2 separate regions of the Homo sapiens genome follow, and region 1 is linked to region 2. Evidence: chromatin loops called from intact Hi-C (ENCODE). Cell type or tissue: dorsolateral prefrontal cortex. All regions are shown on one strand. Each heading gives the region's core, and the rest is flanking DNA. Links, peaks and the distances in the headings are about the cores only.

Region 1 (12,570 bases), core at 3,077-11,076, 700 kb before region 2:
GCTGAGACTGCACCACCGCATTCCAGCCTGGGTGACAGAGAGAGGCTCTGTCTCAAAAAAAAAAAAAAGTCATTTATCTAATAAATATTTACTAATTATCTACAATGTGCACAGGCTTGTGCTACTAGGGATATAAATGTGAACAAAACAAATTGCTGTCATCACAATTTATCATCTAATTAAGAAGAAAAAAAGAAAAACACTAAAATGTATTTTTCTAAAAGGGGAATATAAGGGACTATGCAAGCATCAAGGAGGGGCACCTCATATGGACATAAGAGATAAATGATAACACAGGCTTCCAAACGGGGCTCTGAGTGACGGGTCTGGTTGGCCAGCAGAAGACGGGATGATTATGCGCTTTGTTCCGCATATGGAAGACAATGTGGTTTTTAAGATAGGCTGGTCCTGCGGTTCAGGCACCCATCAGTCCACATCACCACAGCATGACTGTTTTCCCTTGAGTTTTTTCAGGAATCCCTTATGTGATCTTCAGCTCCCCTCCTTGCTGTCCTTAGTCCTGATACTCTTTACCGCAGGTTTCCTCACCCATTGGTCTCCAGCACCTCACAGTGACTGCTGAGAGTGGAGGCATACTGAAAACTGATGGAATAAAGGAACTAATGAAGAGTGCCAAATGCATTGGCAGCCCCGTCCCCTCATGCCCAAGGGATTCCTCAAATACCCCTATGGAGGTGGAATCCAGATTCATTGCTCTTCTGACAGTTGTCCTAATGCCTGCCTTGCAGAGTCAGTCTGAAGGAGCTGGCAAATAGCTTTCTCAGCCTCCCCTTCCATTTCGAATGTAAAAAGTAGGAGGGATGAAAAAATGGAAGGGGAATAATCTCCAGAAAGGGCTTCCTTTTATTCCTTTTGGAATCCACTTTTCTGTACCACTCCCTGAGCCAAGTTCTCCACTCCACAAAATGAACTTCTCCCTCATGTGTAGGGCATGGCTCAGACTTTCAAACGGTGTAGTCCCTGCCAGTGGAGAGGACCCCTGGAGGTATCTCAGAAGAAGCGTGAGTCTCCGAAGGAGCCTCAGATGCCATAGCTTGGCGTAAGCAGCCTTCTCATGGATGGGAGCTCTTTGTCTACTGACTGTGAACTCCAGGGTGGAAAAGATACAGATTCCCAGGCCTGTCAGTGTTGCTCCTGAGAAAAGCTGCATCTTTACAACGAGCTTTTCATTGACACCAGGAGAGGGAGAGCTGTTACTGTGACCAAGAGAGTGGAGAAGAAATGCCAGTCAAAATGAAGCTCTCATGAGGACCCCAGGAAGCCCTCTCTGTAGCCCGGGCTTCTGCTTCTGGCCAAAGTGCAGTAACAGGGACCAGTTTTGCCCTCCTACCTGAAACAATAAAAAAACACACAGAATATCTACAGCAATCATCTTCGAGGCCCTGAACATCAGGTGATGAGACAGAGGTCCGCGAGAGCTGGAAAACAAAGTAAACCCACAGTTGTGACAACTCATTGCCTTAAGAGTTTACACAGGGGAAGGGGAAACAGGTGGGAACTGAAAGACTCTCTGAGTTGAAGAGATGAAGTTGAGAGTCTGGGGGAGATCAAAGCAGCTGGAGTTTCCAGAATGGAGTGCTAGAGAGGAGAGAGTTAGCTACACAGAGAGAGAGCTTCAGAGATCTACAAAGAACTCCTCCCAAGTACTCAGTTGAGTACAGATCAGACCATGCACGTAAGGGAACTACCCAAGGCAGGGGAGAGGGTTAGTAGTAGCAGCACACAGGGCCAAGAAGAGTGCTTGCTCCTAGCCACCACGCAGGAAAGCCGTGTAATGCACCGGATATTGGGTAGAGTACACCGAAAGATTTTCAGTAAGGAGGGATTAGTCCTAAGTTCTGCCTAACACATTTCAGAGGCAAAACCCAAATGGATGAAATTATTTTCTTGTAATTCAAATGTATCCCAGGACAAAGGTCAATAATACTTATAGAAAAATAGAAATATCTTGTGCACAACAAGATACAATTCCCCATGCCTGGCATTTAGTTTAAAAAGTATCAGGCATGTAAAGAAGCAAGGACTGGGTGTGGTGTCTCACACTTATAATTCCAGCATTTTGAGAGGCTGAGGTGGGAGGACTGCTTGAGGCCAGGAGTGTGAGACCAACCTGGGCAACATAGCAAGAACCCATCTCTACAACAATAATAATAATAAAAAGCTGTGTGTGTCATGGCACATGCCTGTAGCCTCAGCTACTTGGGAGGCTGAAGCAGGAAGGTAACTTGAACACAGGAGTTTGAGGCTGTTGTGAGCCATGATCACACTATTGCACTCCAGTCAGAATGACAAAGCAAGAACTTATCTCTAAAATAAAATAAATACATAAATAAAAATAAAGAAGCAGTAAAATATGATTCATATTGAAAAAATCAGTCAATTAAAAAAAGCAAGAATTGACACAAATTATGTATAGATATTAGAATTAGTAACCAAGGATACTAAAACAGTTATTATAACTGTATTCCATACGTTCAAATAGTTAAGCAGAGACATGAAAAATGAGCAAACAATCATCTAAGCCATACTTCCAGAAATAAAAAGCTACAATGTGTGAGATAAAGAAAATACTAGATAAGAATAATGACAGATTAGACAATGAAGAAGAAAATACTGAACTCAAATACACAACAATAAAAACTACTGAAAATGAAGCATAGAAGAAAATATATGATAAAAGAAAATGTGTGGAACATTAATGATCTGTGAGATAACTTCAAGAGGCCAAATATACATGTAAATTGAGTTGCTATAGGAAAGGAGAAAGGAACATAAAAAATGTTTTTAGAAATATTGGCCAAACATTTTTTTCATTTACATTAGCACCAAAATATTGAAATACTTAGATATAAATCTAACATAATATGCACAAGATCTATTTGAGAAAAACTACAAATTCTGATAAAAGAAATCAAAGACCTAAATAAATTGATATTTCGTGTTCATAGATAGAAAGACAATATTATTAAAACATTACTATGATGACTTAAGACTCTAAATTCTTTAATGGAAACACAAAGACCCCCAAATAACCAATACAATATTAAAGAAGAACAAAGTAAGAGAACTGGTACTATCCAAATTCAAGACATACAAAGCTACAGTGATCCAGACAGTGTGTTATTAGCGAAGGAACAGACAAACGGATCAATGTAACAGCACAGGGGGCTTGGAAATAGATCCACACAAACATAGTCAACTAAATTTTGACAAAGGAGCTAAAGAAATTTAATTAAGAACAGATAGGCTTTTCAACAAATAGTGCTGGAATAATTCAATATCCACATGCAAAAAAAAAATGAATCTAGACATAGACCACTGTAGGCTGAATATTAATGTCACTCCCTCACTGCCTCTGCCAAAATATCTATGTTGAAACCTAATTCCCAGTGTGATGATATTTGGAGGTGGGAATTTGGGGTGGGGAATAGGTCATGAGAGCAAAGGCCTCATGAACGGGATTAGTGTCCTTACACAAGGGACCCTAGAGAGGGCTTTTGTACCTCCCACCATGCAAGGACAGAGCAAAAGATGGCTGTCTGTGAACCAGGAAGCAGGCTTTCAGCAGACACTAAATGTGTGTTTTGATCTTGGACTTCCCATACTCCAGAACTGTAGGAAATAAATGTCTATTTCCTACAGTTGTTTATAATCTACCCAGACTATAGTATGTTTTTACAGCAGCCAAAATGATGTAAGTCACAGACCTTACGTCTTTCCCCAAAATTAAATCAAAATGGACCATAAATTTAAATGTAAAAAGCAAAACAGCACAACTTCTAGAGTATAACATAGGAGAAAATTATTTTAAAAAGTTCAACATCATATGTCATCAGAGAATGACAAGTTAAAACAACTATGATCTCCCACTACAGACCATTAAAATTTACTACAATTAAAAATAGTGACAACCCCAAATGTTGACAAGGATGTGAAGCAACAGGAACTCTCAATCATTGCTGGTGGAAATGTAAAATGATGCAGACAATTTTGAAGACAGTGTGCAGTTTCTTACAAAGTTAAACATAGGCTTACTCTATGATATAGCAATAACACCCTTAGGTATTTACCTAAATGAGTTAAATACTTATGTCCACATAAAAACCTGCCCATGAATGTTTGCATATATTTAAGACCTAAAATTTCAAGTGCTGTCTTAACATGTTTGAACCTCACAGAGCCCAGATGTCTAATTGTATGTTCTTTTTGTCTTTATATGGACAACTGGTTTTTGACAAATGTGTTAAAGCAATTCAGTGGAGAAAAAATAGTCCTTTAAACAAATGGTGCTGGAAAAATTGCATATCCATATGCAAAATAATGGACTTCAATCCATATTTTATACCATATACAAAAATTAACTTAAAATGGATTATGGACCTATATGTAAAATATAACGCTGTAAAACTTTTAGAAACTTTCATAAAACAACAAAGTGACAGTTGGACTTCATCAAAATTAAAAATTTTTTTGAAAGACATTGTATAGAAAACTAAAAGACAAATACCACTGAAAGTGTTTTCAAATCATACAGCTAATAAAGAACTTGTAGACAGAATACACAGAAACTCTCATAATTTAACGCTAAGAAATACCAGCCCAATTAAAACATTGGCAGATGATTTGAAAAACACTTCACCAAAGAAGATACACCACTGGATAATAAGCCCATGAACAGATGCCTGACATCGTGAGTTATCAGGGAAATGCAAATTAAGACTGCAATGACAAGCCACTACAACACTATTCAAACAGCTACAATTAAAAAGACTGATTATACCTGGTGCTGGTGAGGATATGGAGGACTCTGTCCTCTCATACACTGCTGGTCAGAATGTAAAATGATACAACTACTTTGGAAAATAGTGTGACAGTTTCTTGAAGAGTGAAGCACACCTATTATATGAGCCAGCCATTCCTCTTTTAGGCATGTACCCAAGATAAATGAAGGTATACGCTAATATTCATATCAACTTTATGATAGCTGCAAATTGGTAGCATCCCAAATGTTGACCAACAGCTGAATGGCCAACCAAACTGTGGTGCACCGATACAATGGAATACTAATCAGCAATGAAAAGAAAGGACATATTGATACACACATTTGGCTGAATCTCAAAATACTTACGTTGAGTGAAAAGGAGCCAGAAAAAACAAGAGTACATTCTCTATAATTCTATTTACACAAAAAATAGAAAATGCAACTCATCCACTGTGATAGAAGCGATCAGTATTTTCCTGGGATCACAAAGGGAAGCAAAAAAAAAAAAAAACTTGGGGGACAAAGTCCACAAAGATACTCAGGGCCCAAAGATATGGAGATGGGTGGTCGGTAGACTGGCCAGTGGCGTTAGGGCTGGCATGAAGTCCTGAACTTTTCAGGAAGCTCTGTGAGGGCTTAGAACCAACGTCAGAGAAACCAGAAAGCTTATTTCAGGTTGTTTGGTGTCTAATAACTCAGAAATTAAAATTCTGCCTGCAAAGTAGGTCCCACACAGCCTGAAAATTCTCTGCTTTGTTAGGACTCAGAAGGCATGGCCTCCAAATGTTGCCTAATGATAATCAGGGCTGAAGTGGAATCAGATGCAACAGTTCCTGAGATCTGACATCATCCTTAGGTGGCCTCAGGCCCCTGGGTGGCAGGGCGGCTGGAGTCTGGTTCGGAAGCAGTGTCCTGATTGTGCAATCAGAGATAATTGGTTTCTAACTCTGATCCCATTTATTCTTCCCATCTCCAGCCAGGAAAAGCTGCCTTGGCTCCTTTGTTTTTAGCCTCCACATTTTCTTACTGTCAGCTGCTAAACATTTTCGTTTCTTCCATCTTCTGGCATCTTCTCTTGCCTACCTCATGCAGCCCTTCCCTCACCTTCGGGCTGCTCATCATTTACTCTCCTCTCCTTGCCCCCTGGGCAACACAGGCAGCCCGTTCTCCCCATCCCCTTTCCAGAAGAACCCCTGATCACCCTCGGAAAACGTGTCCCTTATGCCATCCCCCAGGAAGTGTAGTAGCTCCCCTCTCTTTCCCTTGAGCAGCAACTACAGAATCCACCCTCCCTTTGATTAATAACATCCCCTGCTGCCATGCTGTTTCTTTAAAAACCAACCATCCCTGTGTCTCTTACACCAGACTGCCAGCTTCCTGGGGTTTGCCTTGCCAGCCCCTTTCCCATCCACGAGTTGCCTGTGCTCAGTGAAAATGTCACTAGGCTTTTTGCATAAGCCCAAGTAAAGCAGAACTCATTCATTCGGGGGGGAAAAAGCCTAGGTTGCAATGACTTTACACATCAATAAGACATATGTATAAAGCTGTTCAAGTTGTTAATGATTCAACATGAAACATCCAATATCACACGGGACAAAGCACCTTACTAACCATTAATGAATACGCATACACAGAATATGAGATCGCTCCTGAACTCCTTTCAGCTGCCTTTGATAATACAGGCTCCTGTATCATCCCTGCCACATAATGAAAACCTCAGCCTGAATTGTATCAATGCAAATCACAGGAGCTGCCTGCAAGCTTGTGTATTATAACTTACCTGTGGGGCCAATAAAAAGATATCCCATTATCAGCCTTGTCCACTTAACTATTAATAAGACATTCCCAGGCCTTCCATCCCATGCCCCTTTCCTGCTCACATGACCAGCACCACAAAACCTGCTTCACTTCCCCACTTGCAGACTTAACTAGGGAAAGGTGCTCCGAGTGATTTGAGCATCTACAAAATGAAATCCACATAGAATAATAGAAGGGAGTTCTTCAGTGGTGCAAGGTCTTTCCTCCCAAACACTGGAAGTCCCAGGGACTGAGGCACCTCTGTCCTGAGCCACAGTCCTTCCATTTCTTCGGAAAGGCCTTCCTCAGAGTCTTAGGTGGGTGAGTGAGCTGCATATGGCCCCTGTGCTCTTGTTTCCAGGGCAGTGGAGGCAGGAGAGAAAGGGGAACTGGGCAGTCACCCCTTGGGGGATGACTCTTGGCCCTCTCTTCCTGCTGCGTCGCCTCGGCCATGGGCTCTCCTCCTGAAATATCCTCGACTTGCTCCAGGTCTTGTCCGCTGTCTTCCTTGCTCCAAGGGAACTCTTGCGTGAACCCTGCAAAGGAGCCCAGCCCACATCAAGCGAGATGAGCCACCATCCTGCTACGACCACCAGGTGGTGCTGTTCTCCCTGCACCCAAAGTCATTCATGCCAGGAGGGCGCAGAGAGCTCCCTGCACCCCAGCTACAAGGCAGCAGGAAACACCAGTAAGGTTCCTTGGCTCAGAGCTGTTGTGCATAATTACAGCCACTTTCTTTTACTTGTATTTTCTGGAGTATTTTTTCCATTCCCAGACTCTCCTCCTCTTCATTTCCTGGATATTGTTCTAGTGCACATTTTACACACACTGATTCCCTTTCTTTCTTGAAAACAGCCTCATATTCATTTTAGAATCAAGAGCACTGAATTGTACAATCACTAAAAGGAAATTTCTGGAAAAACTGCTCTGAAAGGCATTTTTCTCCCTGGTTAGCATATCTTGCTTTGGCTGGCACTCCAGTTTGGTTAATTAACAACGCATGGGCCTCTCATTTGATGGTATATTATCTCTTGTGATCTTCACAACAATATTCATAACAATAAATAACAGCTGAAGCGTTAGTGATCCCTGCCTGTTACTGAGGAATTTAAGACGGCACACTAGCCTTATGATTAGCATGTGATTGGCTAGTTAACTGTTGAGGTTCTACCAGAATCACACCCTTTGACTCCTGTTTCTGTCCTGTTTCTCCTTCAACAGCTTTGCCTCTTTCCTGTGCAAGAGGTGGGTGTGTTGATTCCTATTCTTTGCCCTCCATAGGTTTTTTTTTTTTTTTTTTTAACTGTTGGGACAGACTGGGTTTTGTTTTTGAGATAGGAGGGTTTCCTCTCTTAGGAAATGCTCTGCTAAACCTGTCCCTACCCAGTTGAATTTTCTGTGTGGGCGACCAACAATCTCCCATAGATATTTATAGTACTTTTAAAAGTCCTTTTCATTGTAATATTCTGTGTAATCTCCATAACAATTTAGAGTAGGGCAGAAGACTCCCAAAATACAGATGCGAAGACTGAGGCTCTATGGAGTTAACATTCCCACTAGAATGCGTTGGAGTGTCTATGTGCAGGATCCTCAAAGTAGCGTCCTTTTTCCACTCTGCTACCTCTCTCTACCTCAGTTGTCTCCGCAAATAGCGGAACCAAAAGTAGGCTTCTTTATTTTATTTAGGAAAGGACATGAAGGATAAGTTATCTTGGAACCACAAGAGAAACAAGAGGTAAGCAGAATGTAATTACCCAAGTTGGAAAGTTGCCATATGTAACAGCGGCAGAACTCCACTGTGGGACAAAAAAGCAATATTGACCAAGAAATACCATATTACCCTTCACAGACTCATTCTGATAGTTCGTTCTTCACCCATATTTATTCAAAAGACCTAAGAATCTAGCTATTTACTATGAGAAACTCATTACTGGCATTTGCAGATGCTCAGGGATGTAGTGTTTGAGACTGAGAGTAGGAGACACCTAAGAAAAATTAATAATGCATACAGTAAAACCCATTTAGGTTTCTATTTGTGAAGAAGGGCTCTTATGAGTCAAGATAGAGGAGTAAGAGTTTGGAATGATATGCATGAAGAGAAATACAGCAATGGAAGAGTGGGAATAAAGCTTTTGACTGTGGTGTCTATGCCTCTGCTGCCAAACTCAAACCCACCCTCAAACAAAGCAGAAGGAGCTTTTAGTGCAGAGCCCCAACTTTTTTCCCCACTTTCTAGAAGATGGAGTTTGCAAGCACTGCAGAGACAGACTGGGATCAAGGCTCCAGAAAGCAGCTTCCAGATCAATACTGAAGCCTTTGTAGCACACCAGGAGCAGAAAGTGTCTTGGAAGCATCTAACACTAAAAATAGAGCTGCTTCCTAATGGGCTGGGTTGGCTTACAAGAGGCAGAGGTGGGAGGAAGGGCATTCCAGGAAGAGGCGCTCCTGGAATCAGGCATTCAGGCTGGAAAGACTGAGAGAATAGGGAAAAGGAGAAAGGGTGGGGAATAGAGAGAGGGAAAGAGAGAGAGAATACGGGAGTGAGCAGGTGGAGCAAGAAATGCTACATTGGAAGTAAGATTGGAAATTTAGGATGTGGCTCGATTTCGAAGAACCTAAAATGTTGGGCTTTGTTAGTTAAGGAAATACCACTGCAGTTTCTATGTGCACGTGTGTGTGTGTGTGTGTGTGTGTGTGTGTGTGTGTGTGTGTGTGTGTTGGGGAAGGGGTTTTAATGTGTTTCATGGGGGTATTTTAGGGAATATTATTTTTCTATAGAAAGGAATGGTCATCAGAAGTCTACCTTAAAAAATAAATTATTTTGAAAAAATGGTTATGACGGATGCCCTCAAAAGAATTTGCATATTTGCAGGAAGAAAAAGGCCAAAAGGACCATTAACGTGAAGGATGGTTTTCTCATCGCTGGTTTAGCTCCTATTTAACAACAGGAAGCTCTGGGTACTTGTGGAAAGGTTCTGGGAAGTGGGGGGCATTTTTACAGAGCATTTGGCTGAGCCTCTCTTGAAAAACTCTTCTAAGTGTGTGTTTTTATTAATGATTTCAAGTGAACAACTATTCTGCCTTACTCCTGCATTCACTCTTTTGGAAGGCTGGTGAATGATCTTTGGAGATTTGTGTGTAAATCCTGTTCTTATATTTGCTTATTTATATTTTAACTCTACTTAAAATGGAGATTTTTACTTTTCTGCGGTTTTACTTAGGCACAGAGAGAAACAATGTGGATACAACACTTTTCTTCTAAAGATGTTGATATTACTTGCCATGTGTCTGTTTGCTTGTTTTAAATAGAGGACTGACTCATAGCACAGAAGGAATGTCAAGGAGTTCCAGATATCTCTCATGCATTAGGTACTTCAGTAAGAGTCAATATCATGCTGGCCATATTGCTTCTGATATCTTTAGGATCCATAAAATTGAGTTTGGTGTATCATCATGTTATTCTGCTCCTATAAACCCACTTTGAATATCAAGGTCGCCTGAGACAGGCCAAGGTCCTGATCAAGAGGGAGGCTCAATTCAAGTTAACATTTTATGTCCTTCCTGGGAAAAAGAACCTAAAGGTTGTCATTGTTTCATATTCCTCCCCTTTCCATTTAGGGAGAAGTTTCACACTTTAGCAGCAAATTGCACTTCCTAGCAACATCAGGAGCTCTTAAGCATGTCAGGAAAAATCGACATCCAGTGAAAGTGTGAACAGTCTAGAGAGGTTTGCAAACAGCAAATTACATGCACCAAGAAGCTAAAATACAGGTTCCTTTTTCAAGAGTTCTTTTAGGAAGGTAGCTGCTATGGTTTGAATGTGCTTTACCCCCATCAACACTCAGGTTAAAATTTGATTCCCAATGTGGCAGTGTTGGAAAGTGGGGCCCGGTGGGAGGTGTTTGGGTCCTGGGGGTGGATTCCTCATGAATAGATTAATGCTTTCTTGAAAGCGAGTTCTCACTCTCATGGGACTGAATTAGTTCCAGAAAGAGTGGGTGGTTCCTCCCCATGTTTGGTCTCTTTGCACACACCCACTCACTACTCTGCTTCTCTGCCATGTCTTGACGCAGTGTATGACCTTCACCAGAAGCCAAACAGATGCCAGTGCCATATTCTTGGACTTTCCAGCCGCCAGAATTGTGGGCTAAACGTCTTTTGCTTTTAAATTTCCCAGCCTCAGCTAATCTGTTACAGCAACACTAAACGGATTAAGACAAGGGGTACCTCTGTTCAATCAAGGTAACCATATGGGGAAAGGAGCATACGTAGAAACCTATTGCCCTCCTCCTCCATATATAGATCTCCTCTATGGTGGCTAGACAGCCAGTATCTACCTCTGATTTGGAGCAAATTTCCTAACCTCTCAAAATCAAGTTTCTTCACCTGAAAATAGGACAATCTGCTTAATTTCCTGTTTGTAAATCCATGGTAATGAACATGCCTTCCATAGCCATTCCCATTATCCTCTTGGACTACCAAATCCCATTTATGCCTAAAAGGAAGGCCCTCCTCCCACAGATGAAGGGAACATCTCCCACCCCACTCCTGGTAGATGCTGTAGATTTTACTGGTTCCAAAGCTGCGTCTTAGAGCGAACCCTCTCTAAGACCCTCAGATGGTCTCACTCAGGTCTTCTCCAAGAGTAGGCATTCATAGAGATGCCTACATAATGAACCTGCCTTTACTGAGCTCCTAAGCATTGCCCGGAATGCTTGAATGATCAGCAAGTCTATTCTCCATTCATAAACCTAGAAAGAGGGTCTTTCATTGACATGAACCTCCTACCCAGCTGAATGAACAGACTTAGAATACTAAAATACTAAGTACAAGTTAAGTTTCCCAAATTAGAACAGAGTGTATTTCAAAGTATTTGTTGACTATATGGAGCTTAGCATACATTTTTCCAGATATGCCATAAATGATTGTCAGGGTGCCTCCACGAGCCCACAAAAGTAATCTAACACGTAATGTGACTGAAATGCACTTATTATGGTGCTGCTACACTAATAATTAAGCAAAATGTGAGAACAATTGAACTATATAAATCAGCCTCCCTTCTATGAGTTCACTGAGGGTAGAAACTACATTAAATACCTCTTTGCACAGCAAAACAATAATCGTTGCTAGCACTTTTACAGGGCTTACTGTGCACCAGAAACCATTCTAAGTGTTTACATATCTTAATTAATGTAATCCTCACATTAACCTTCCTGTAAGCTCTATTACTATCCCCACTTTACAGGTGAAAAAACCGAGACTCAGAGAGGTTGCCCAGTGCTAAATAGTTAATAAGTGGTGAAACTGGAATTTGAATCCAATCTGCCTGCCTTCAGATCATCTGCTGTTCCAGAGAAAGCACTAAGGATACATTTATTGAATATTTAGATCTAAATAAATTGCTTTGTTTTTATTGGGGTTCTGACACTTAGAAATGGGAAGGAGTAATTAGAAGAAATGAGGCAGATTGGACTGATATTCTTTAGTGGGAGTGGCTGATGATTTAGGAGCTATGGGAACAGGGAATATCACCTTTGTTGGGCCATGTCTAATTTTACATATGAATGCGGGGCTTGAGTTTTTCTCCAGTAGGCATATGACTCCAGCACTTCCCATTCGGATCAGTCATGATTAGACTTTTATATTTTCCCCTCACAAATGGAAATAAAAGAGAACAAATGTAATTTTCCTGAGGTGACTAGGGAGTCTTAACGAGAAGAGGAAAAGCAGGAAAAAATAGAGTTGAGGCCAGGCGCGGTGGCTCACTCCTGTAATCCTAGCACTTTGGGAGGCCAAGATGGGCGAATCACCTGAGGTCAGGAGTTCGAGACCAGCCTGGTCTATATGGTGAAACCCCATCTCAACTAAAAATACAAAAATTTGCTAGGCGTAGTGGCGCACACCTGTAGTCCCAGCTACTGGGGAGGCTGAAGCAGGAGAATCACTTGAACCCGGGAGGCAGAGGTTGCAGTGAGCCGAGATCGCACCAC
Region 2 (12,570 bases), core at 1,865-9,864:
TTTGTATTCCAAACCCAACTTACCCGTGCAAACCCTTGAGGCTCCTGGGGTTGGAACTGGGAGGGGTCTCAGATTCAGAGGCTTGGCAGGGAGGCAGCTGCTGCCTGCACTGTCACTTTCCCTCTCCTGTTGCGGAAAGGAAATGATACATTTCTGCCCATCAGGAATTTAAGTTTGTTCATTGGCAACATTCATTCTGAGTCTTCTCCCTGCTCCTTCAAAGCTCTGGGTGGTGGATGTCTCGATGGAAACAGTTTTTCTATTTTAAAACATTCCCCCAAGAGTAGGAGTGAAGAAAGAGCTACGATCCCTCCGGTGTTGTACTGATCTCGGCAGCATTTATTGAGGCACTTAACAAACGTGCAGAACACTGTTAGAAGCTCTGTGTGCAACTGCTCTGTCCCTGCCATGCAGGTGTTATTATCATTCCCATTTCACCTGTGAGCTTAGAAACATGAATGGGCTTGTCCAAGGCCACACAGCCAATCCAAGGTTTAATGACTCAACACAATTTATTGAGTGTCTACTATATGCCAGGCACTGGGTGGTTCCCAAGGTCAGCCCATCTGGGATCCGTGGCACAAACCCAACCTGAGGATGGGAGAACAGGCAGGCCTCAGAGGACTGGACAAAGAACAGTCTAACACCATGGTCTTGGCCAGACCCCGAGGCAGGAGGCAATGAAAGTATCAAACCATAACACCCTTCCCAACTCCAGTTCCTCCCAACAATTTTGGCTCAAACCAACTCTGGGTGGTGAGGGGCTCTAACTGTCCCATTTTCTAGAGGGGTAAGCTGGACACACTGAATAACTCGCCTCTTCTCTTTGGAGAAAAGGGGTGCAGCAGGGGATGGAGGCATAGATAACATGAATGACCACCAGTTCTGCCCAGAGATGGTGCTGAGGATTTGCATGCAGTGCCTCACCTAATACCAACACTGAGAGAAGGACATTATTAACTCGCAGATGGAAAAACGCCATGTCTAGAGAAGTCAAGTGACGTAAGCATTGCCACACAGCTCAGCAAAGGCATGGCGGCACGGACACGGTCCTGTGGCCCCCATTGCTTTCTCCTCCCGTGGCCCACATGACTCCCTAGACTGTTGGCCACAGGCCCTGAGAAAGGGGGCCAAATGGTGCAAATTCAAAGAAAAGCACCCTTTTCTTTCATTTTATAAGGCATCATTTGACCTTGAGGCCCAGTGGAGTAAAGTGTGTGCACACGTGCAAAGGCACACACACCCTGCGTGCACGTTTCTGCAATATGAGTGGTGACATTGTCCTGTGAGGCTCAGGGAAAGACTACACCCATGCTGCTGGTTGGGTCTCTTCCCTGTAGAATGCAGGACCAACCCCTTCAGAAAGAAGGTTAGATTAAAGCCAAGGGATCCAGGACCAGGGGCAGGGGGTGCTTAATGGGCTCAAGTTGGGTGAGATTACCCGCTACCTGCTCAACCAAATTGTTTATAACTTGTGTCTCTCTGTTTCTCTCCTTTTTGTTAACTCTCCTGGACCAAAGCAAGGCAGAACACCTGGGGGTGGCCACAAGTATAATTAGCAAAAGATGTTCCAAAGACCAGGTGAAGGGCAGCTGAAGTAAGCAGAATGTTCTCCTGGTGCTGATCGTGGAGTTGCCAAGTTCTCTTCCACTGAGAAAAACAGCATGCTTTATCCTTGTGTATCTAGACCCTGGCCTGAGGATCTTTAATAAGTACCTCCTGGAAGGGAGTCCCATACCCAGGAAGGTTGGAGAAGCTCCACTTTGCTGCAGCCTTTGAGGAAGTAGATGCAGGACCTGGGTCCCGAAAGGGGGTTCCACAGCTCTGGGACTCTGATTCATGGTGCTGCTCCTTCTTTTGTCCACCCCTGCCCTTAGGGTCCCCTGTTCCATCCCTCCTGCAAGACATCCTAACTGACTGAAGAAGCCCCGAGGGGTGTGCAGGCACAAACTGTGGTTTTGTGGCATGGCAAGGTGAATCCACTTCCCCAGAAGTCAATACCAGTCCCCGCTGCAACACAGCCCAATCTCACTTCTTCCCTCAGAATAGAATAGAAGGTCTACTGTCCACTGCTCACTCCCAAATCCTGGAGTCAGTTCTGCCCACGGTGGGTAGAGAAACTTGTCCCCACCAGAAGAACAAGCACAGGGCTAGCTGCAGGAGCTAATGGGGGTGTTCTGGTATCTTGTGCACAGGGTACTTAGTGGAAAATGAGCAATCAGCAGCTGGGGCATGAGTGGGGGGTGGGAGGGCACCATCCAGAACCTGGCAACCTGCACCACTAGATCAACAGCATCACCTGCTGGCCACAGGATGCCACACCACTCTCCTCCCATTCTAGGCCCCAGAGAGCCCTCCCTCAGGGGGCACAAAGACGCAAAGAAGCCCCCTCCTCAGAATGCCAGGAGTCCTGGGTCCAGCAGGTCCTCAGGGGAGCCCCTCTTTGAAGCCCGTAGAGCCAGGACTCTGATTCTCCTTTGAAAATATGCAGCCCCCATGTTGACCAAACATGAATCTCTGACAGCACACCCCCTCCTACACCGGCTCCCAAATGCACACCTAATATTTTTATTTTTCCTAAATGTTTGTCTGTGGTTCCCCAACATCTTTAGAGGCCCTCATAATCTTTTCCCTTCCAGTATAAGCTCCTAGAGAGCAGTGACTATTTCCTTCTGGACTGACTAGATCACCGACTCACATTACAAAAGGCTTAGGAAAGTGTTTTATGAACGTGAAGACTAACAGCCAGCAGTCATTGGTGCTGGAAAGGGCTGTGCTATGGCTGGTGCCTCTTCCCGGGTATAGGAATCCTCATAGCTACCCTGTACTGAGGGTCTACCAAGTGGCGGGCATGTGATGCCCCCTCTACCGAGATGCTATCTCACTTGATCTTCACCAGGACTCCAGGACACAGAAGCACAGAGAGGTGAAGCCATTTGCTCAAAATCTCACAGCCGCTAAATGGTAAAGCCAGGGTCCGAGGCCTGGCAATCCGAAGGTGGAAGCCGTCTTAGCAGTTATGCTACACTGCCTCCCAGAAGCCCACATGGGCACACACGCTGCTGGTAAGCACATCTTCCTTGCTGAAAGCACGCCACAAGCAGCTGCTCACTCAGCCTTCCCGCCTCCTCCTTAAAAGGCAGAGACTGCTGTACCTGCTTATAAGGCAGAGACTGTTGTACCTGCCCTTTTCCCTGGAATCCTGCTCACGTACCAGGTTTCCCTTGCATGACCCGCTCAGCCTTCATTTTCGGGACCTCCAGGCCTGCCCACGAACAGGTGCCTATGAAGACACAGAGAACGAGGGCCCTGAAGGGCGGAGGAGGCAGAAAACTGATGCGAGCGCTAAGAAACAGCAGCGAAAGCCCACCCAGTCGTTTACTCCTTCCACGAATATTTCCTGAGCACCGATGTCACGCACCGTGTCTGGGGCAATGGGGAAACGGCAGTAAAGGAGGAGGCGCATTCTAACAGCCGCGACGGTCCGCGGAGAGAAGGGGGCGACTGACCTCGCAGAGCGGCCGTGCCCACAGGGCTGGGAGGGCAGCTGCGGGTGTGGACTTTCTGCACTCACCGCCCGCCCCGCGAAGTCCTGCCCTGTCCTCCCCACCGCGATCAAACCCACCGGTTGGGGACCTTCGGGCTGCGGACCTTGTTGTGGTCCAGAGGCCCAGAGAATAAGCTCGAAGGAGGCTGACGGGGGAGGGCAGTGGCTCCGGGAGCGAGCGGGGACGGGCGCTGGGCTGGGAGGGGGACGCGGGGCTGCGGGGGATGCGAGGCTGGGGGGAGGAGCTGGGAGAGGAGCCTGGGACTGCGGGGAGGGGCGGCGGGAGGAGCCCGGGGCCACAGTCAGGGGAGCCTCGCGGGCGAGGAGGGGGAGGGGGAGGGGGATGGAGGGTGCGGGGGTGAGGGAGGGGCGCGGGGTAGGGGGTTCAGGGGTGCGGGGGTGGGGGAAGGGGTGGGGACCCCGAGCCGCCCGGTGCCCCGCTCCGGTTCCGGCTGGTTGCGGCGAAGTTTCCCAACTCGCCGAGAGCAGCTGCTGCCTTCTCTTGCGTTTGTTTTTCCCCTCTCGGGATGGAAAATGAATTTCGAGCATCGCTGCGGAGCCTGCCAAGTAATTGGAAAACATGTCGAACACTGCGTCTGGCTGCCGGGCGGAGGCGGGGTGGCCTCCCCGGTCGAGGTTCCCGGTCCCTCAGGGCAGGGTGGTGCCGCGCCCTCCCCAGGCCGGCCCGCGAAGGGAGAAGCCGCAGAAGCCTCTGGGCGTCGGGCCGGGGGTCCCTCGGGCCCGTGGATGACGTGGGTCAGTGGCCGAGCGCTGCAAGCCGTCGCACGGTCGCCTGGTGGTGCGGGCGCCTCGCCCGCCCTGGCCGCTGAGCCCCGAGAGGGTCTGGGCTCCCGTGGGCCACCCCACTCCGCGGCCGCGCGGCGCCCTGATCGCGCGTCTCAGGCCCCGCTGGAACCCGGGGCCTCCCTGCCCGCTCCACTCCTTCCCGCGGCGCACCCCCGCCCTCCGCCTGCCCCTGCCCTGCTGGCCCCCCGCCAGGCAGCCTCTCCCGCATCGGAGACCACCCGCCCGGTTTTCATGTCCCGGTTTGGCTGGGTGTCTAAACTCCGCCTCTCGGGATGGGACAGAGCCCCACCCCACCTCGCAGTGGACACCCCAGGACAGTGGCTTGGTCTTCACAACACTGGGTGCGGTTCATGGAGCAGCACCTCGCATTGCTCCCTGCAGTGACCCACGCAGGAGGCCGCCTGCCCTGGTGGACGTGGGCACACCCTCCCTGTCTCTCTGGTGTTCCCGAGCTTGACTCTGCCTGGACGAGTCTGTCTCACATGAGACCCCCCTGTCTCTGTCCAGAATTAACAAGGTCCTATTAGGAAGTGACCTGCAAGACAGAGACAGGCCAGCACCGCACATTGCCACCCCCACCAAGCAGTCCCTTGATAGACCTCCACCTGCGGCCTCCTGGACTGGCTTCCCGCCCACCTGCCACCCCCAGCTCTCACCTCTCCCCTCAAAGGATCCATGACCACAAAGCCTTGATTAGTTCTTTCAGCTCCATTTAACTACACAAATGGCTTGGTCACAGCTGACTGGTCCCAAATTTGCCAGTGATTTTCTTTTAATTTACCGTAGCTCAGTCCCCCTGTAATACAGGTAGAGGAGGCATATTTGTTCCCAAACTCCCCTCCTGGGGTTAATCATGCACAGAACAAAACTCCATTTGAGCCACTTAATGATTTCATTTCCACCCTAGGTTTGATGGAGCTGCGGCTATAATACTAATATGGGTCCCTCTCTCCCCAAACTCCAGATGCGCGCGAGAGACAGACAGTGGGAGCCTGTGGGTGACTCAGCCATTCCTGTCCGGCTGCTGCCCTCCAGCCCCTTCTGCAAGCCGTGTGTTCCCCCTCTTTTCCTGGGCCCATCTTCTCTCCCCTGGGAAGCCAGACCTGACCAGCGTGGTGCTCTTCCATGCTTCCTCCCCCGGGTCCTCTGCCAGTTTCATGGGGTTATTTTGCACCCACCTGTCACCTCTCAGCACCTGACCCACCTCCCAGCCTCTTCTCCTGCCATTCCTCCCACCACACCCCCACCCACCATACCGGCATTCCAGACATTCAGACAGCCAGGCCCAGTTCCCTAACCCTCCTCCATCCTTGCGACATGGACTGGACTTTCCCTTTGCCTGGAGGACCTCTCCTTGGTTGTCAGAGCCTGGCGAAAGCCTCTAAAACTCTGCTTAAGCATCACTGCCTCTGGGAATCAGCTGACAATTTTTCTCTCAAGCAGAGAAAACCACTCCCTTCTGTGCTCTACCATTTATACCCTTTTGGCTTATTTTCACACAATATTTCATTATTTGTTTGCAGTCAGCCCTTCTACCCATTTGAGCTCCTTGAGAACATAACAGAACATTCACCTGGGTATCCTCACACAGCACGGGCCCAGTGCTGGGCATAAATGCTCCACAAATGTTCTTGGAAAGAATAGGTGCTATGTGGTTCAGGCAGGTGGATGTGAACTGTATTCATAACAACACGAAGACACTCAGAGGTGCTCCATCTTCAGAGGCTTCCCAAACGGTGCTAAAATCTCTACTGGCCCAGCCTGCAGGAGCTGACTCAAAGGGAAGGCCAGGTCACCGTCAGGAAATGTGGTTTTTGTGTGGAAACGTCACCATCTGGTGGTTTCTAGTGAAACAGCTTCTCAGCTGCAATAGTGGAGAGAGAGGGCTTCCTCCCTTTGCTTGCTTCCCAGGGCCACTAAGTTCAGAGAAAGGTGCTCCCTGCAGCAGCACCATGGGCTCTGGCAAGCCAAGCACCGCTCCCTGCCTTCCCAAGAAACCTGAGTGAGCGTTTGGAAGGGCACAGCCCCCTCAGGGCTCTGAGGAAGGCCGGCTTACCTCCTCTCCACCCCTCTCCTCCGCTGACATCCAGGCTGCAGCTATTCTCGAGCAGGCAGGACCCCCTTTCCAGCAGCCTGGGCTTGTGCCACTTCTCTGCCTTCAGTGTTCTCCAAGCTTCCCCTGGACCCAGGCCCTGTGTGTCCATCACCACTGGGATATCTGATGGGGACCCAGACTCAGGACCCAAGTTGAACTGATTTCCTCAACTTAGGCCCACCTACCTGAGCTAATGGCAGCACCATCCCCCAACTGTGCCCCCAGGACCTTTCTTCTCCCCCACTCCAGGAGCCATGTATCGCCAGATCGCCGCTCCCATCTCACACGAACCTGCCACTGCCCAGTGGATCCTTCCTGGGCTCTCTGCCGCCGTCCTTTGGCACAGCCTGTCTCCACGTGTAAAATCACTTCCTGCTTTAACATTCCTGCACATCCTGTTTCCTGTCTCTGCTGGGATAAGGCAGGATCCTTAACCAGGTCTCCACTTGCCACATGGCCCAACCGGCCTCTTGACAGCCTCCCCCATGCCCCCTCTCACTCCCTCTCTCCCATCTAGCCAGAATAGGTTTTTGGTGTGTCCATGAAGCCAGACTTCTCTCCCCTCTCAGAGCCCTCTCACTTGCTGCTGCCCAGGGCTGGCTGCTCTCCTGCCCCTCTGCCTGGTTACCTCCTACTCATCCTCTACTCCCTCGCCCTACCTTACTGGAGCATGCAGGCAAAGGGAGGCTGGGAGGGAAAGGTGGTGGGGAGAGAAAGTCCAGGTGTCCTGGCCCCTAGGAAGAGTGGGGCAGGGGAGGAACCTTAGCCTCTCTCCCTTCCTTGTGCAGTGTCTGGCAGGTAAAGCTCACCACCAACAACAACCGAATTGATCCTTCACCCAGCTCTGCTGGAGAGGGCAGGGGTTAAGGACACTGGCTCTGGCATGAGACCATTTGGATTCAAACTCTGGCTATGCCATTTCATGGCTGGATGACATCAGGAAAGCTATTTAGCCTCTCTGGACTGACTGTCCCTCATCTGTAAAATGGGGATGACGATTTTAAAATAGAAATCTAGGTTCTCTTCTCTGAGTAAGGCAAGTTCCCATTATATGTAAGACTTCACCTTTCAAGTAGTTATGAAAATTGTGACTCACAACTAATGAGTTTGTGTAAAATTCATCTGCCTCATCAAAATGAAAGTTCTACCAGGGCAGGGACCAGGTGGGTCTTATTTATTGCTGTATTCCCAGGGCTGGTCTGGGGTGCACACACAGCATAACAAAGTGGTCAAGAAAGCCAGGCTGGGGTTCTAGCACTCTCCAGTCACCAAAGTGACTCTGGTCAAGGTACTTAACCTACGTGTTGTGTTATCTCCTCTCTAATAATAATACTAATATCTATGCCAAAGCCTGCTTGGCTTAGTGCTTGGATACATTTCAAGTCCTTGGATAGGACCAGGCATATAGAAAGTGCTCAGCGAACATCAGTGGTCATTCTCGTGGACACTCAATAAATACTTCAATAAGACTTCCGGGTTCTAGTTTGATATTTAAAGAGCTTGGAAGTCATCACTCTCATCCTAACAATAAGAACTGAATAAATTGAAAATCAACAACTCTTCTTAAATCCCTCAGAGAACTGAGCTCAGAAGGCAAACCACTGACCTGAAGACTGGAAAGGCAGAAAGTTGGATACAGAGACTCACAACTTACTGGACAGAAGACCAGGCACACAAAATTCCACAGGAAACAGTGCTGGGCAGGAAAACCTAAACTACCTAAACTGTAACTGACAAATTGCTGGAGGCTAAGTGTGGACAATGTTGACTATTAAAAAGTCCAGGGCCCAGTCATTGGGGGGATCCCCACACTTTCATGAGTTTTGCCTTTAGGAGCTCTACTAGCTCCTCACAATGAAAAGAGAAGGGGAAAGTAGCCATTTTTAAATATGTCCAGAGCATTCTGTTCTCCTTAACAAGAGCCCACCCTCAAGGGAAACTATTTTGCCAGGGCCAAGCCAGCCTGGGAGAAGGGGAATACCCAACTCCAGACCCTCCCCTCTAGCCTTCCTGTCTTTCCTAAGGTCAATGAGGGGGGAAGCTGAGAATCACACAGAAAGGTCACAGCCCAGAGGGAAAGGCTCACTAAACACTGAGAACTAATCTTGCAAATATAGAACACTTCCCCTCCCACGCACTTATCACCACAATATAGGCTTCCCATATTGTGTTAAATTATTATATAATTATGTAATCCCTGGTTATATAATAACGGGATTACAGCAGAAATAACTGTAAACCTCAGACTCTATTTAAGAAGGAGCCTCTAGGGACACTCAAAGACAACAAGAAAGACAAAGACAAGGATGCCAGAGGAAACCTTAACCTCTGACATGCTACAAAACCATAAACACAGCCTCCCAGCCAGGTAAACATACAGCCTCACACTAATGGCCTATTTACCGCAGCTCCTTTTCCTGATAAATCATGTCCTGCTTTCCCCAAAATAATTACAAAGCTTGCTAAAAATATATATACATAGCTTTATGAGACAAAGCAAGTATAGAAACCAGTCAGATATGTTGGAATTATTAGACTGGGAATTTAAAACAGCTATGAAAAATATGCTAAGGGCTCTAATGGGGAAAGTGGACAACACGCAAGAACAGATGGGTAATGTAAACAGAGAGATGGAAACTCTAAGAAAAAAAGTCTAAAGAAAATGCCAGTAATCAAAAACACTATATAGGAATAAAGAATGTCTTTGAAGGACTCATTGGTAGACTGGACAAGGCTGAGGAAAGAATTGGAGTTTCAAGAAATGTCAGTAGACAAAAACAAGCAATGGGGAAAAGATTCCCTATTTAATAAATGGTGCTGTGAAAACTGACTAGCCATATGTAGAAAGCTGAAACTGGATCCCTTCCTTACACCTTATACAAAAATCAATTCAAGATGGATTAAAGACTTACATGTTAGATCTAAAACCATAATAACCCTAGAAGAAAACCTAGGCAATACCATTCAGGACATAGGCATGGGCAAGGACTTCATGTCTAAAACACCAAAAGCAATGGCAACAAAAGCCAAAATTGACAAATGGGATCTAATTAAACTAAAGAGCTTCTGCACAGCAAAAGAAACTACCATCAGGGTGAACAGGCAACCTACAAAATGGGAGAAAATTTTCGCAACCTACTCATCTGACAAAGGGCTAATATCCACAGTCTACAGTGAACTTAAACAAATTTACAAGAAAAAAACAAACAACCCCATCAAAAAGTGGGCAAAGGATATGAACAGACACTTCTCAAAAGAAGACATTTATGCAGCCAAAAAACACATGAAAAAATGCTCATCACCACTGGCCATCGGAGAAATGCAAATCAAAACCACAATGGGATACCATCTCACACCAGTTAGAATGGTGATCATTAAAAAGTCAGGAAACAACAGGTGCTGGAGAGGATGTGGAGAAATAGGAACACTTTTACACTGTTAGTGGGACTGTGAACTAGTTCAACCATTGTGGAAGTCAGCGTGGCGATTCCTCAGGGATCTAGAACTAGAAATACCATTTGACCCAGCCATCCCATTACTGGGTATATACCCAAAGGATTATAAATCATGCTGCTATAAAGACACATGCACACGTATGTTTATTGCGGCACTATTCACAATAGCAAAGACTTGCAACCAACCCAAATGTCCAACAATGATAGACTGGATTAAGAAAATGAGGCACATATCCACCATGGAATACTATGCAGCCATAAAAAATGATGAGTTAATGTCCTTTGTAGGGACATGGATGAAACTGGAAACCATCTTTCTCAGCAAACTATCACAAGGACAAAAAACCAAACACCGCATGTCCTCACTCATAGGTGGGAATTGAACAATGAGAACACATGGACACAGGAAGGGGAACATCACAATCCGGGGCCTGTTGTGGGGTAGGGGAGGGGGGAGGGATAGCATTAGGAGATATACTTAATGTTAAATGACGAGTTAATGGGTGCAGCACACCAACATGGCACATGTATACATATGTAACAAACCTGCAAGTTGTGCACATGTACCCTAAAACTTAAAGTGTAATAATAATTAAAAAATTTAAAAAAAAGAAATGTCAGTAGAATCTACCCAAACTGAAACACAAAGAGAAAAAGAAAAGAGTGGAAAAAAGTGAAACATTTTCCAAAAACTGTGGGACAATCTCAAAAGGTGTCACATATGTGTAACGGGAAGACAAGAAGGAGAATAAAAAGAGAGAAGAATACCCGCAAAAAAGAGTTTGATTAGTAGTTGAGAATTTTCCAAAATTAATGACAGACACCAAACAACAGATCCTGGAATCTCAGAGAACACCAAGCAAGATAAATGCAAAAAATAATAATAATAATAACAATAATAACTATACCTAGTCATATCACATTCAAACTGCAGAAAATCAAAGACAAAATTTCTTGAAAGGGAAAACACCTTATCTATAGAGGAACAAGGATAGAAATTATATCCAGCTTCTCCTCGGTTACCGTACAAGCAAGATGAGAGTGGAGTAAAATATTTAAGTGTTGAAAGAAAAAAAGATTGTCAGCCTAGAATTCCGTATCTTGCAAAATTACCTTTCAAAAGAAGGACAAATAAAGACTCTCCAACCATCAAAAATTGAAGGAAATTGTCACTAGTACAGCTACCTTGCAAGAAACCTTAAAAGGAGTTCTTCAAAGAGAAGGAAAAGGATATAGGGCAGAAACTCAAATCTACATTAAAAAGGAAGAGAGCTAGAGAAGGAATAAGTGCAGATAACATAAATGTCTGAAACAAACCAGCACACTTCCCTCAAAAAGTTCTCCCTGCCCCAGCCACAGAGCACTCCTTCTTATGTTCCAGGAGCACCAATATCGCCATTGTCACATTGCTGGAACGGCTGCTGTCTGTCTCCCTCAAGGCTGTAAGTCATGTGTCCCCAGAGCCAGGCCTGTGAGGTACTCAGCATCTGATGAATGGACAAATGAATGGCACAGCACCCCAACCAGCAACAGGGCGGGTTGTTAAACAGCACATCTCTTTATTCGCAGTTCAGCAAGAAGACTCCAGTGCTGACACTGTCGCATGAAGAGCTCACCTGCTGGAGTCTTTCTGCCCAGGTCTGGCCCTTCTTCAGGTCAAGCAGAGAAGGATGTTCTTCTGATACAGGTTGCTGCTGGACCCTGAAGGACTTCCACCTGGGAGGTAGAGAAATGCCCAGGGGACACAGCAGGGAGATGTGGTTGGCCAAGGGGTAGGGCTGATGATGACTCCCTGTAACCCCACTGTTCTCCGCGTTCCCAAAGCTCCATCTAGAGAGCAGAAACCCATGGAAGAATCGTCAGTGGTGCATCAGGCAGCTGGAATTGAAGCCTGAGTCTGTTTCTTCCAGCTCAGAAGCCCCTGCGAACTGTGTACCCTCCCAGCACTTCCTGTTCTTCTCTAGTAATATGAGCAAACAATTGATGCGGCATTTACCATGTGCTAGACACCATCACCCCCAAGACAACCCTCCAAAGTAGATACTCTGTTGCATTGAGGAAATTGAGGCACAGTGGCATTATGTAACTTGCCCATGGTGGAGCTGAATTGGAACCCAGCATCTGCTCCCGGGCTTGACTTAAGTTCTGCCTTCTGTATAATGGGCACAACAACGCCCTCTCTTAAGGTTGTTTTTGGATCAAATGATAAACCCTGACAAACTACCTTGTGCAGAAGCTGGTATACAGTAAGTCCTTGATAAATGCCGGTACTGCTCTCCAACAGCCTTCCTGTAAGCATGCTGAGGTCGCTGTGCCTAAATCTCTCCCTTAGCCGCAGGATGGTCAGCACAGCTGTTCACCACAGGCTCAGGGACTGCATCCCGGATAGCTCTTGTGGTTGTTTATCCTGCCATTGGCCTTCCACCTCCCAGGGCCTCATAAACAGCCCCCGTGTGACCACCGGGCCAAGCACAAGGCAAGTGGCCATGGGACCAAAAGTCACATCACAAGTTGGTGGCAGGTCTAAAACCTACACAGCATCACTCCTGACACTACGATCTGTGACTCAAGGTGAGGTCAGCAGACCAGCAGTGACAATGCCCAGAAACTTTTAGAAATGCAAAATTGCAGGCTCCACCACAACCTCCTAAACACGAAAGCCCGGG

What was found. A loop is a pair of places that touch in the nucleus more often than their neighbours do. Peaks named below come from ENCODE experiments on the same cell type or tissue, not always from the same donor. Only the 100,000 strongest peaks of a DNase experiment are listed, where the experiment ranks them.
Region 1: a loop joins it to region 2, with 6 times the contacts of the local background. A loop is called at or near these places in 71 of 110 quality-filtered maps.

Annotation. Positions count from the first base shown.
Region 1 is chr11:133,127,579-133,140,148 of GRCh38, forward strand. All of the region lies in intron 1 of OPCML (opioid binding protein/cell adhesion molecule like), which reads right to left. Among named protein-coding and RNA genes, the nearest start is that of OPCML-IT1, 230 kb to the right of the region's middle. RefSeq lists a silencer at 7,016-7,310. In dorsolateral prefrontal cortex, for the core only: CTCF peaks have their summits at 7,180 (motif pointing right) and 7,391; a DNase peak (open chromatin) is centred at 7,183; H3K27ac peaks cover 2,369 bases.
Region 2 is chr11:133,829,190-133,841,759 of GRCh38, forward strand. It overlaps SPATA19 (spermatogenesis associated 19), which reads right to left. Exons shown (of 7, transcript NM_174927.3): 7 at 11,442-11,734. Among named protein-coding and RNA genes, the nearest start is that of SPATA19, 10 kb to the right of the region's middle. In dorsolateral prefrontal cortex, for the core only: CTCF peaks have their summits at 2,300 (motif pointing left) and 6,177 (motif pointing left); DNase peaks (open chromatin) are centred at 3,117 and 6,152; H3K27ac peaks cover 1,303 bases.